2 separate regions of the Homo sapiens genome follow, and region 1 is linked to region 2. Evidence: chromatin loops called from intact Hi-C (ENCODE). Cell type or tissue: PC-9. All regions are shown on one strand. Links, peaks and the distances in the headings refer to the core of each region. The heading gives the core; the rest is flanking DNA.

Region 1 (7,437 bases), core at 1,438-6,437, 54 kb before region 2:
CTTAGAACATAAGTTTCATAGGCCATAGCAAGTAAAAAATAGTAAGAAAAATATAACCTGATGTTCAAATGCATTCACATAAAACTTCACAATATTTACTGCCCAGCAGGAATATGTCAAAATAATTAGACAAGCATTCTGTGCTTAAGAAATCTGTGGAGAGCTCAAAATAATTATGGGGCCAAGAATGTAGGCACATGTGAATGAAAACTAAATATGAACTGTTTGCTCCCACTACACACCCTTGAACCAAGAACTATGTCTGTCACACACCAGGGCCTGTCTGGGGGTGGGGGGTGGCAAGGGGAGGGAGAGCATTAGGACAAATACCTAATGCATGTGGGGCTTAAAACCTAGATGACGGGTTGATAGATGCAGCAAACCACCATGGAACATGTATACCTATGTAACAAACCTGCATGTTCTGCACGTGTATCCCAGAACTTAAAGTAAAATAAAAACTTTTTAAAAAGAACTATGTCTATAACATATTAGAGTGACTAGATAAACAAGATTCCTTTAGTATTGCTTAATGACAGGAGTAAAAGACGAAAATTGTTAACATGCTTTTGCATCAAGATGGAGGACATTTTATTATCTTAGTAGCTGGTTCAAGACTTTCTCTTATGTAAACATTTGACTTTGCTAGAAAAATATCATAATAAGCCCCTTTGTCATAAAATCTGAAATCCAGCAGTGTTTGGATGTGTGTAGAAAGACCTGCAATGAGGCAGGGAGGGGAAGAAGAGAGGTGGAGGCTGTAAAATGGGGAATGGGGAGAGCAGTGTGATGGAAGAAATGACACCACAATGTCAGTTTCAGTAGAAAGCGGTGAAGAGTCTGAACTTTGCCTTCATGTTAGCATCAGGTGGAACCGAGGCAGTACACAAGGACATCTGAAAAAACAAGTTGCTGGGAATAAAGGCCAGGGCCGATGACAAGATCATTCATCACCACGTGATATTGTTTGGCCCCGTGTCCCCACCCAAATCTCATGTTGAATTATGATCTTCAGTGTTGAAGGAGGGGCCTGGTGGGAGGTGACTGGATCACGGGGGTGGATTTCCCCTTGTTCTCATGACAGTGAGTGAGTTCTCAAGAAATCTGGTTGTTTAAAAGTGTATAACAGATTGCTCGAGCTCAGGAGTTTGAGGTCAGTCTGGGCAACATAGCAAAGCCCCCTTTCTTTTTTTTAAAATTAAAAAATAAAAATAAATAAAATATTAAAAGTGTGTAGCACTTTGCCCTTCTCTCCCTCTCTCTCTCTCTCTCTCTCTCTCTCTTGCTCTGCTATGTGAAGATTGTGCCTATTTCCCCTTCACCTTCCACCATGACTGTAAGTTTCCTGACACCTCTCCAGCCATGCTTCCTGTACAGCCTGTGGAACTATGGGCCAATTAAACCTCCTTTCTTTATAAATTTCTCAGTCTCAGGTAGTTCTTTATAGCAGTGTGGGAATGGACTAATACACCATCATAACTAATATTTATTAAGTGCTTAACAATGCACCAGATATTGTTCTAAGAGCTATATTCATATTAACTCATTAAATCCTTACACCAGCTATGGGTGCTATTACTGTCTCCATTTAACAGATGAGGAAAGCGAAGTGCATAAAGGTTAAGCAGTTTGCCCAAGGTCATACAGATTGGTGTGTATTTGTGTCAGAGATAAGATTCAAACCCCAGCCCTCTGAGCTCAGAGCCTCCCCTTTGTACCATTGTGCTATCTCTTATTTTATTACAAGAGACTATAAAGTTCATCGAATTCAGTCTTCCAACAAACACAGCTTCTTATAACAAGCCATGCTCTTACTAGATGCCCACTGTGATGGGGAGGTCCCTAATCTGAGAGCCAGAAGTGTTATACTAGAAAACATACTTGACAACTTTTGAAGATAGTAAAATCACCCACTTTTGTCAATACCTTAGGGTAACCAGTTCTGCATATCATCAATGAAAAATATGAATATAAAAAGCATCACTTAAAATTCCTCAACAAAACATCAAATTTTATGGTAAATAAAGCATTCTTTACTGCAGAAGACAATGCAGACATCTTACTGCCTGACTCATCAGTAAATGCGTATCTTTTATATACATGTTGAAACAATAGAATTTATGTCTTAGAAGACGTCTATACAGCTAAGGTATGCACCAAAGCTAATTTGTATGTCCATGAGTTGGACAACCAGGACAACGGGTTTTAATAACTACAGAAAAAGAAAGAGAAGGGCAATGGTCACCAAAAAGCACAATGGTGACTAATGAGTTATGACTAACAGTGTTTCAAAGACAGTTGTAACATAATTGGAAATGGTAGAAACTACATACTGAGGACAATAGTGATTATTGTCTGGGTCATAGAAAATAATAGCATTTAAGTTAATACGCTAATACTTTCTGAAAAATTACCAGGATTTCAGTTATATCTATACAGTCACAGAAAGATGTGTCCTTAATAGATAACTGTGGGCGGCCGGGCGCGGTGGCTCACGCCTGTAATCCCAGCACTTTGGGAGGCCGAGGCGGGCAGATCACGAGGTCAGGAGATCGAGACCATCCTGGCCAACATGGTGAAACCCCTTCTCTACTAAAACTACAAAAAATTAACCCGGTGTGGCGGCAGGCGCTTGTAGTCCGAGCTACCAGGGAGCCTGAGGCAGGGGAATCGCTTGAACCCAGGAGACCGAGGTTGCAGTGAGCCGAGATCGTGCCACCGCACTCCAGCCTGGAGACAGAGCAAGACTCTGTCTAAAAAACAAAAAAAACAAAAAAAAAAAAAAAAAAAAAAAAAAAAACTGTAAAAAGAATGCTTCCTTTGAATTCCCCAGCAAGTTTAAAGTTGTGTTTCATCTTTGGAAAAAAATGAATTAAGGCTTAGTACAATGGCTCACGCCTATAATCCTAGTTCTTTGGGAGGCCGAGGCAAGAAGATCACTTGAGGCCAGGAGTGAGAGATCAGCTTGGGCAACATAACGAGACCCCCTCTTTACAAAAAATTTTAAAAATTAGCTGGGCATGGTGGCATACTTGGGAGGCTGAGGTGAGAGAATCACCTGAGCCTGGGAGGTCAAGGCTGCAGTGAGCCACGATCATGCCACTACACTCCAGTCTGGGGGACAAAGTGAGACACTGTCTCAAAAACAAACAAACAAACAAGAGTTAAACCAAATAAAAGATGTATACCTCAGTGAGGAGCTAAGACATATAATTCTTTTAAAATCATTTTATAATAGAAAATCAGAGTAATAATGAGAAGAATTACACAGGTATTCAACTCCAGTCTTTCCTAGATCATTAGGAGTAAACTTATAAACTTTAGAGGTGGGGACATCTTCAGATTGTTTTACTCTTCTACTATAATTATTAAATATAAATATTTAATTGTTATTATTAGTAAATTTAAATCAGTAAGTACTCCATTTCTAGAGCATTCAGTTTATACTTGGGCATCTAAACATGCAATTGCTTGTAAAATAGACTCTTCACATAATTATAGTTATAAAGTACTTTGATAGTCGTGGTATATTCCTTACTCTTAGAGAAGCAAAAAAAAAATCAACCCATAAATAAATAAATAAATAAATTACTTAATTCTCCCACTGAAAAATAATCTTCGGAGGACCAAAGATAGTCAGTAATGCTATCAACTTCCCTCTGCATAAATCCTAGACTAGGGATAAACATACCTAGGCTACACTAATTTGATTCACAAACTAGAATAACAAAGTGAAACTCAAGCTTTTCAAGTCATAAATATCACTAAAGAGAAAGAATTCGTTGCAAAGAATTTTCAATTACATACCAAAAAGTTATGAATTTTCTTGGTCCAGTTCTGTTGCCTTTGACCTTTATGGAAAAAAAAAAAAAAAAAAGAGAGAGAGAGGAAAAAAAAGTGAGTCATGAGATTTCTGCCTGGACTCAATCACCTGGGTTAAAATCAGAATCCCACCACATCAACCCCAAGAATAAGCAACAGAACAGTAAGTTGATCATCGTGATAATGTTAGGGTAGACAGCTAGGCAAACACAAACAGTTCAGGAAAGTCCCACCACCACCACCACCCAGGAATGTCAGGCAATGTTAAACCACCAGGGGATGGTCAGGTAGTTGTTAAACTGGCTCTCTAAAATAATAATTGGTGGCAGCTGGTGCCAGGGACAGGCAGTCTCCCATTAGATAAGTAACACTTGAAGCTGGTGATCAGCAGCTTCCTGATAAGATCTCAGGAGATGGCGAATGGGCCCAAGTATGTGTACTAAAGGGCAAAATGGCAGAGTTTAGCATATGACCTCCCTCTGGGAACACTCGACTGGTAAGGGAAAAATGCCTCAAGTGAGCATGCATGCAACTTCAGCAAACACACTGAGCATGCTCCCCTCCCAACGTCTGGCAGGCCATTGCACATGCGGAAAGCCCACCCCAAGGGAAGAATCAGGGTAGGAGAGACAGAAACCCCTGTACCATGCTGATGTATAAAACCCCAAGTCAAAGATCAAACAGGGTACTTGGATCTCTCAAGTTGTCCGCTTGGCACTTTTCCAAGTGTACTTTACTTCCTTTTGTTCTTGCTCTAAAACTTTTTAATAAGCTCTCACTCCTCAAAAACTTGCCTCAGTCTCTCACTCTAAGTCATGCCCCTCAATTGAATTCTTTCCTTCGAGGAGGCAAGAATCAAGTTGGTGCAGACCTGCACAGATTCACCTCTGCTAACAATAACTTCCCACTGTCTCTCTCAAAATATGAAAACAAAAGTTTTCTCTCATAGGAAAGAAGATCTGGGTAGCAAATTATCAAAAAATCATTAAACTGAGATCCTCAACATTTAATTTTTTCTAAAGAGGACAGTAAAAATAATGTTTTATCCTTTTGAACACACCCCATGATACATTTTTACTTCACTTTTAAATACCACGAAAGATGTGCACATAGATTGAGAACTTCTATCTATTTTCCTGGAATTTTTCCAGTAGGAATATATTGCCTTTTTTTTTTTTTTGAGACAGAGTCTCACTCTGTGGCCCAGGCTGGAATGCAGTGGCACACACAATCTCAGCTCACTGCAACCTCCGCCTCCCAGGTTCAAGTGATTCTCCTGCCCCAGCCTCCTGAGTAGCTGGGATTACAGGCACCTGCCACCACGCCTGGCTAATTTTTGTATTTTTAGTAGAGACAGGGTTTTGCCATGTTGGTCAGGCTGGTCTTGAACTCCTGACCTCGTGATCCACCCGTCTCGGCCTCCCAAAGTGCTGGGATTACAGGCATGAGCCACTGCACCCAGCCCAGTGGGAATATATTTCAAATTAGTAACAATAATTCTATTCATTGCCTAAAAGCATACATTTATAAAAACACAGATTTTTATTTTTTAAAATCTATATATTTGCATCTCACAGAAAAATAAAATTGTAGGAAAACATGTTCTGCAAAGGACATATTTCAAGATCTGTATTTTAATAACTCAATCTACTTGAGTACTTGGATTTTTTTCTTTTTAAATTTTTTTTCCAAAATTTTATTTTGAAAATGTTTAAAACTATAGAAAGCTTGTAGGAATAGGTAGCAATGAACACCTAGATGGCCTTCACCTTGATTCCCAAATTATGACACTTTTCCACATTTGCTTTATCTCTCTGCATATCTAAATATTTTGCTGAACCATTTGAGTCACTTGTAGACATAAAGATGGTTCACCCCTATATACTTCAGCATGTACCTCCTAAGAGCAATGATCCCACTATAGTTATTAATAATGATCACACTCAGGAAAGGTTTTTTTTTTTTTTTTTTTTTTGAGATGGAGTCTCGCACTCTCGTCCAGGCTGGAGAGCCGTGGCACAATCTCGGCTCACTGCAAGCTCCGCCTCCTGGGTTCACGCCATTCTCCTGCCTCAGCCTCCCAAGTAGCTGGGACTACAGGTGCCCACCACCACGCCCGGCTAATTTTTGTGTTTTTAGTAGAGACGGGGTTTCACCGTGTTAGCCAGGGTGGTCTGGATCTCCTGACCTCGTGATCCACCCGCCTCGGCCTCCCAAAGTGCTGGGATTACAGGCTTGAGCCATCGCGCCTGGCCACACTCAGGAAATTTTAAATTGACAAAATGCAATCACTATACAGTCCAAATGTTCCAATTGTATCACTGATGTCTGTTTCAGTGTGGAAGATTTGTTATATTTTATTTTAAATCCTGGATTTAATCAGGGATCACCAAGGCATGTCTACGGTCTCCTTTTACCTTTCAGGACATGTTTTTGTAGAGTCCAGGCCAGTTGCTTTGCCTAACACCCCTCAATATGGATTTGACTGACTGTTCCTTCACAACTAAGTTAAACATTTTTGGCAGAGGTACTCACAGGTTGGAATGCTTTCCTTCTTTGTATACATTAGGAAAACCACATAACAGGTTGGATTAATATTTTCTTTCAATCACTTAGTAACACTTAGTGATTGCCTCATATAAACTAAATTTAGTGTCACAGTTTGCAATTTACAAAATGCTTTGATATGGATTAATTTATGAAATTTGCGCTACAATCGCATGAGGTAGGTTTTTTATTTTGGTCATCTTTCCTCTTTTGAATAGAATTTTATCCAAGTTCATACAACCAGCAAGTCTAGCTCAGTGGCCAAAATTTAAGTATAGAATTACCGTAAAAATCACCCTAGAGTAAGAAACTCTATTTTCAGGTCAAATAAATCTAGATCCCTTTTTCTCTTTTGTAACCTGTACTCCCTGTTGTCCAAACTCTTTGCCTTACAGTTCTTATTTTGTTGTGTTAAACTACAAGGTAGTGAGGTATCATGATTTATCTAAACATTTTTTCAACCATAATTATTTCAAATTATAAGAGTTAAACCAGAAACAGTGGAAAAAATGGGTATTAACTTAAAAGTGGGCGATATGTTAAAATAAATGAGTATTAGCTGTATTGAGTAAGCTAACACTCAAAGTGATTGGCTTTTCTTCATGTTTTTGCCTTTGCTTTGGTGCAACTAATGATATACCAGCTCTTTCTTTCTCCCCAGAACAAGATCTTATGTCACTTCCTCCTACATTCCAAAGCAATGAAAACAGTATTTCCTGAAGGAGTCATCTGTATGTTTACAAAAACTTTCCAGCATATTAAATTAGGTAGTTTTTCTTATTTACTTTTTGCCGTGGGGGCCTCACAATCGCAGTGCTGTTTAGTTAAGAATCAAGTCAAGAAAAGTTTGGGAATCGGTGTATGTAACTTGAGTCACAACTTATAACATGAATCTCTAAATAGACATTCCAGCCAGAAAGAGAAACAAACAGGTTTCCCAACCTATAGGTCAAGGGTACTGAAGCTGGCAAAAGCCAGACAAGGTTTAGAGTGATACTGAAATCTAAAAAGCAATACAACCCAAGTCCAGGTCAGCGCAACTGCAGATGCTTATCTGGGTGGCATCAG
Region 2 (7,437 bases), core at 819-5,818:
CAGGTGATCTGCCCACCTCAGCCCTCCCAAAGTGCTGGGATTACAGGCATGAGCCACTGCGCCCAGCCAGTTTTATACATTTTAGAGAGACATGAGACATCAATTAAAATATGTAAGAAGGGCCAGGCGCGGTGACTCACGCCTGTAATCCCAGCACTTTGGGAGGCCGAGGTGGGCGGATTACCTGAGGTTGGGAGTTCGAGATCAGCCTGATCAACATGGAGAAACCCTGTCTCTACTAAAAACACAAAATTAGCCAGGCGTGGTGGCACATACCTGTAATCCCAGCTACTCAAGAGGGTGAGGCAGGAGAATCGCTTGAACCCAGGAGGCAGAGGTTGCGGTGAGCAAAGATCATGCCATTGCACTCAGCCTGGGCAACAAGAGCAAAACTCCGTCTCAAAAAAAAAAAAAGAAATATATATATGTGTGTATATATATGTGTGTGTGTGTGTATGTACACATATTATATTTATATATCATATATACAAAGTGTATATATATGTAAGAAGTACATTGGTTAGGTCCAAAAGGCAGAACAACTTGAAGCAAAGGCAGGAAGGCTCAAAGTGGAGAGGGGGCTTCCAGGTCACAGATAGGTGAGAGACAAGCTGTTGCATTCTTCTGAGTTGCTGATCAGCCTTTCCAAAGGAGGCCATCAGATATGCATTTATCACAGTGAGCAAAGGAATAACTTTGAATAGACTGGGAGACAGGTTTGCCCTAAGCAGTTTCCAGCTTGAGTTTTCCTCTTAGCTTAGTGATTTTGGGGGCTCAAGATATTTTCCTTTCACACTAGGGACAGCAACACAGGGTGCCAAGAACTAAATCAAATAAGAGTCCATAGTTAAAAGAAAAAATTCAAGAGAGATGGAGTACAAGTCGCCAGGGTGGAAGAGGCTGAAAGCCCTTGGGGCTTGAAGCCTACAGAAGGGATCATTTGGGGATGGAGGTTATGATTGATATTGAAAGGAATGCTGAATCCAGAAAGATTAGCATGAGAAAGATCCTAGATTTGACCAAAATGGAACCTTTGAGAGGGGTCTGAATAGAGTGCAATGAACAAAACACGCAGGAAGTTTGCCAGGCTAAATCAGTTCCGGATCTTTTAATAGAGTGTGTGAATTTCCCAAGCTTCCTCCTTTTTCATCTTTCTTCCTCCTTTTGGCTCTTTTTCCTGTGTCCACTGGAAGGTTCAATGCGTAAGGAAAGATAAAACTAATTGTGAAATCTATTAAATGATTAGGGAAGAAATTACACAAACACTAAAGTTGGAATGAACCTTTACAGATTGTGTGGATGTGTTTTATCATTACCATCATTCTGAGTTGATTATATTAAACCTTAATAATTTATAATGTCTGTATGCCTTCACCTAAAAAGAAGAGTGTGATGTGTAAGCCTTGAACTGCTGCCTGAGCTTCAGCTGCTACCCACTTGGATTGATAACGTAAAGGAAAATTTAAGTATCTCAGGACTCCCAAACCCCTTATGTCAAAGAGGTTAAGCATAGAGGTTGAGTCATGCAACATCCTTTTCCAAATGAATAGCCGTTACTGGCATGCATTACCCAGACTCCCATAGAAAGGCAAAAGGCCTCAGGCGTCTCCCGAGACTGCTCCCACAGATCATTTGAAGTAAATTCTTTGCTGGCCTCCCATAAGCATGGACATGCCAATTACACTTTAGGTCTGCAGTCTAAGTCTAGCTCCTAAACCTGAAGTCTGTTTGATTCCACACCAATAACGTCATTACAAGCTTATTTTCCCAGGTACAGAACAAAGACAAGATCAATCATACCTCCACTTACCCAAAGACCTCTGCATAACTGAGTCTTCCTTTACTCCCTTTTTTAAATTTTATTATTCACCTTGTCTTATGTAAAATGTAGATTTCTGGGCATTGACTAAAGTCTCACAAGAATGTAACCATTCCTCTTACTACCTACTCACCCCTCTCCCTACATGCCTTCCCCCTTTTCAGGATGGAGAGCAGTGGCATGATCATAGCTCACTACAGCCTTGACTTTTGCGACTCAAGTGATCCTCCCACCTCAGCCTCCTGAGTAGCTGGGATCACAGGCATGCACCACCACACCTGGCAATTTTTTTCAATTTTTGTAGAAACAGTGGCAGGGTGAGGGGCTGAGGAGGGGGAGGCAGGCAAGGCTGGATTTTGCTGTTACTCAGGCTGGTCTCAAACTCCTGGTCTCAAGTGATCCTCCTGCCTCAGCCTCTGAAAGTACTAGGATTACGGGCATGAGCCACTGCGTCTAGCCTCCTTCCCCGTTTAAGGAAATGTGTAAATACTAAACCTCCTAAATATCTCTTCAGAAAAACAGCTGCAAGGCTGAGTATGGTGGCTTATGCCTGTAATCCCAGCACTTTGGGAGGCTGAGGCCAGTGGATCACCTGAGTCCAGGAGTTTAAGACCAGCCTGGGCATACGGCAAGACCCTGTCTCTACAGAAAATACACAAGAAAACTAGTAAGGCTTGGTCACATGGGCCTGTAGTCCCAGCTACTCAGGAGGCTGAGGCAGGAGGATCACTTGAGCCCAGGAGCTGAAGGCTGCAGTGAGCTGAGATACCACCACTGCACTCCAGCCTCGGCAAAAGAGCCAGACGCTATAAAAGAGAGAGAGAGATAGAGAAAACAGCCACAGGTGTGTCTGTGGCTCGAGTTTTTCCCAGAAACGCCCTAAAGCTGGCCTAATAAGCCTCAATTCATTGAGCCCTTTCCCTCAGTCACTCATTTCGGTTATCATAATATTTTCTCAAAGCCACTGCATCTTTTTGTTGAGCATTATGTCATGTGCTTCTAGGGCTACAAAAGGGAAATAAGTGAAATAAGAAGAAAAAGAAGAAATTTCCTTTTCCTCCTATTCAATTAGTGGAAAGAAGATGTTAAAAGATTTAACATCATGCTTTGCCTACAAAACTCAGGAAAGTGCCATTTTATTAGGTGCAATACAAGTGTATGAAAACTCTCCCTATCATCAAACTTCCAAAATGCTCCACTTCCCTGGGAAAGCTTTTCCTCCCCAAGTCGCCTCACTTCCCACCATTTCTCCATGTTGATCAGAGAAGTCTCAGTGGCCTCAACCTATCAACCAGCCTTCTTTCCTCCGCCAATCTGACCCAATTATGCACTCACTCTGTCTCTAAAATTACTCACATTGACCCAGGTGTGCTGTGACTGCTGTAGGTGTTGTTGAGAAATTATTTTAGGCAGATAGAGAGGAAAAGAGGTCCTTGGAAAGTTTTCGTCCCTTTTAAAGCAGCTCCAGAAACGTTTCTTGTCTAACAGGAAAGCCCGGCTCTTAGAACTGGGCTGGCAACCTTTGATATGCAAATGCAGGCCATTAGAAACTGGGTCCACCCAACATGGAGATTCCCACATGTCCTCTTGCCCTTGCCCCGTGGTGTGCCTGGCAGCATGGCCGACCTCACATATCCCCACGTGTGTAGAACATCAAGGCGCCCTGCATTTGCATATTAAAAGACTAAGGTGGGAGGGCCAGTTTTTGTGCAGGCTACGTGAATGACATGCCTAGTCAAACCAATCCCCTGAGCCCTATGCAAATCAGACACCTCCTCCTCTAGCCTCCTCATAAAACTGGCTGGTATCCACCACACTCCGAGTCTCCTCTCTCAGTTTTGGAGCACCTCTCCCTCTGTCTGTGTACAGGGGAACTGCTTCTTTCTTTCTTCTCCCTTTTCTCTTGCCTATTAAATCATCTGCTCCTTAAAACCACTCCACGTGTGTCCGTGTCGTTTTATCTAATTCACATGAGTCAAGATCCCTGGTGTTCCTCCACTCGTCGGAGCCATATCATGACTACTTCACTGTCCTTTCATGTCCTGGTTTTGTGCTTTTCTTCCATCTGTATATCCAGTAAATCATTATCACCAAAGATACTTACATCCTGTTTTTCAACTGAAAAATCTCATTCACACACATTATCTTATAGAAACCCCAGTGACTTTGGGGCATGTAAAGATATGAGGCTCCCCGTTTCACAAATGGAGAAACTAAGACATGAAGAAAACAACCCCATGTTCACAGGTTTAGCAACTGGCAGCATAAAGATCTTCCCTCCTGTGGTCCAGGATTCTTCCCGGTATAGGAGTGCTCAATATGCCGGAGCACGAATACCAACTACCATCACAGATGGCGCCAGGGGAGAGCTCTGAGCCTGCATTTTCCTACTGACTTTCATGGTCATCCCTCTCTTCTCCCCCAACCTGAAACTTTGCCCTTTTTTTCTCAACAGAACAGAAGTTATTATTCAACTTTTTTCTCCACCATTACAGGCTCCTGGATCATGCTCTCTCTAACTTTTAGCATACTTATTCTCTACACTGTTTACCATGACAATCACATGTCACTTTGGGTCTTTTGTTGTTGTTGTTCTTTTTGGAGATAGGGTTTCACTCTGTCACCCAGGTTGGTGTGCAGTGGCACAATCTCCTCTTCCTGGGTTCAAGGGATCCTCCATCCTCAGCCTCCCATGTAGCTGGGACCACAAGTGCACGCCATCACACCCAGCTAATTTTAATACATTTTGTAGAGACAGGGTTTCAACATGTTGCCCAGGCTGGTCTCAAACTCCTGACCACAGGTGATCCACCCGCCTTGGCCTCCCAAAGTGCTGGGATTACAGGCATGAGCCACCGTATCCAGTCGGTTCTTTTGTTTAATGTTTCATGTGTGTGTTTTGTTGTCACTGTAAATTAGTAAGATATTTGTAGTAACTATTATTTTCTAATACTTATTTTATATTCTTCACAATGCCTAATACAGAGAAAATTTACACAAATATTTGCTGAATAGGGATGAATGTCTCAGGGGACTGAACAGAAATTCTAGGCTTAAGACATTATCTTTCTTACAGTCAGAAAACTCAGAAATTTTGTGTGTGTGATGATATTGACAAGCTTAAAATCACATGGCGATCAGAGCCCTACTAGTCTCCAGGACCACGAAGCACCAATATAAGATCGCAAAAAAATACAAGCCAATTAAGAATAATCCACTTTCCAAAAGAGAGCTGCTGCCACCTGCTATGACACCTCCCAAACCATGCCTCAACCACTTTTTGTTCTTTCATTAACTTCTGCTTTCTTTTGTTTTACGTGACTGCTCATCATTTTTTGGTTGAAAACGTGTTAGATTTGTCAATTCTTCACAGTATTTAATAATTCTGAATATCTGAGCTTTCCTATGGTCAGTTATCATAAAGAAAGAAATCTCTTCACTTATCCATTCAAAAACTTTGGTTACTGTACCCCATATGGTAAATTATTATATCTAAAATATATAATGTGTTAGGAATATGGTTTTAATATATTAAAATACACTTTTATCTCATTTTTTTTGTAAACACACACTTTTTTTGTGAGATGGGGTCTCACTCTGTCACCCAGGTTAGAGTGTAGTGGTGCTATCTCGGCTCACTGCAAACTCCACCTCCCAGGCTCAAGCAATCTTCCCGCTTCAGCCTCCCAAGTAGCTGAAACCACAGGCATGTGCCACCGCGCCTGGCTAATTTTTTGTATACTTTTTGGTAAAGACAGGGTTTCACCATGTTTCCCAGGCTGGTGTCAAACTCCTGAGCTCATGCCCTCTGCCCACCTCAGTGTCCCAAAGTGCTAGGATTACAGCTGTGAGCCACTGCACCTGGCCTCACATGTACATTATTAAAAAGCAAAAACATTGAAGATTTTACATCAAAATGTTAACTATAATTATTTCAAGGTTATAGGATCATGAAAAGTATTTATCTTCTCCTTGCTTATCTGTATCATTGGCAATAAAATGCATTCTATATGTACTAAGGAAAAATAATTATTTTAAAAAATTTAAGCTCTAGATATCAAGAAAGTTGATAACACATTTTACTATGAGGTTGAATTCAAAGTGTTTGCCTAAAGAGATTATTTCTTCCCTCCTTTTTTCTAAATTGGCATATACTAATCTTTTCTTTCATTCAAGAACTTTTTCTGGTTGTATAATAATTAGAAAGAATGGATGGACTATCTGTATTAGTCCATTCTTATGCTGCTATGAAGAAATACCTGAGACTCGGTAATTTATAAAGGAAAGAGGTTTAATTGACTCACAGTTCTCTGCATGGCCAGGGAGGCCTCAAGAAACTTACAGTCATGGTGGAACGGGAAGCAAACATGTCCTTCTTCACATGGCAGCATGAGAGAGAAGTGCAGAGCAAAGCAAGGTAAAGCCTCTTATAAAACCATCAGATCTTGTGAGAACTCACTCACTATCATGAGAACAACATGAGGAACAGCCCCCATGGTCTAATCACCTCCCACAAGTTTCCTCCCCCAACACGTGGGGATTACAATTTGGATTACAGTTCAACGTAAGATTTGGGTGGCCAGACTCTATCCCTATCCAAGCATATCCTCTCAAAACTCTGCCTTCCTATTTTTTAATCTCTGTTTTCTTCCCCTTTTCAATCTATATTATTAGAAACAAATGCTCCATCACCCTCAACCCCAATTCTCCTCAGCTTTGATCTGGAAGTGTCTTTGGGAATGAGATTTTCCTCAAGGCTCAGGCAAATCTGGGCTGAGCACTCCTAAAATCATTATTCACCCAAACAGGCTTCCTCTGGCCTCTCTGGGGTTGGATTATACACATTCTCAGCTCCAGGAATGGAAAGGTGGACAAGCACAAAGCAACCTTATCCAAAAATAAGAAATTATGTAGCATCCTTTTCCTTATATTATAGTATATTCCCTCAGGACAGCTATATACTGGACGCTCAGGTCAAATAAGCCTAGGCTCAAATTCTGACCCCAGAGTCAAACTGCTGGGGTTGGAACCCTGACTGTACTATTTCTGGGTGACCTTGAGCCAGGTTTGAAGTTCCCTGAACCTGTGTTTTCTCATCAGAGAAAGGGAACTAGTTAATAATAACAGCACTTCCTAGAGCTATTTGATTAAAAAATTAGATAATGAATGTAAAGCCTTTAACACCGTCCCTTGCAGACAGCAAGAGGACAGTACATGTTACCTCCATGTGCCACACAGCCAGTGGGGCTGGGGAAGCCCTGCATGGCCTGTTGGAAAAGCTGCAATTATCAGGTTGGTGCAAAAGTAGTTGCAGGTTTTGCCATTAAAGACTACTTTTTCACCAGCCTATAGAAAGAAGGGGTCCTCTTGGACTCTATTTTCTGCCTTGCTCTAAGGCTCACCTCAGTGGCTCCTACTGCCCAGAAAGTTCCAGGCATTGCCTAGAATATTTCATAGGCCAGGAGCATCCATCCATTGGCAAAAGGCCACCTCCACAATGATAGGAAACGTGAGCTCGTGGGGAGTGGACAGTGGTTTGGTGCTCAATGCCTGAAGTCCATTGAGATTGACAGAGGGATCGCTTGCTAACTTGCTCCCAATGCACAGAACACAAAGAG

What was found. A loop is a pair of places that touch in the nucleus more often than their neighbours do. Peaks named below come from ENCODE experiments on the same cell type or tissue, not always from the same donor. Only the 100,000 strongest peaks of a DNase experiment are listed, where the experiment ranks them.
Region 1: a loop joins it to region 2, with 3 times the contacts of the local background. A loop is called at or near these places in 9 of 110 quality-filtered maps.

Annotation. Positions count from the first base shown.
Region 1 is chr6:154,285,906-154,293,342 of GRCh38, forward strand. IPCEF1 (interaction protein for cytohesin exchange factors 1) reads right to left here. Exons shown (of 12, transcript NM_001130700.2): 2 at 3,808-3,851. Among named protein-coding and RNA genes, the nearest start is that of IPCEF1, 67 kb to the right of the region's middle. In PC-9, for the core only: a CTCF peak has its summit at 4,106; DNase peaks (open chromatin) are centred at 4,146 and 6,366; H3K27ac peaks cover 1,694 bases.
Region 2 is chr6:154,340,484-154,347,920 of GRCh38, forward strand. The region is part of intron 1 of IPCEF1 (interaction protein for cytohesin exchange factors 1); the gene reads right to left. Among named protein-coding and RNA genes, the nearest start is that of IPCEF1, 13 kb to the right of the region's middle. RefSeq lists an enhancer at 1,817-2,749. In PC-9, for the core only: a CTCF peak has its summit at 3,697; a DNase peak (open chromatin) is centred at 3,498; H3K4me3 peaks cover 1,143 bases; H3K27ac peaks cover 620 bases.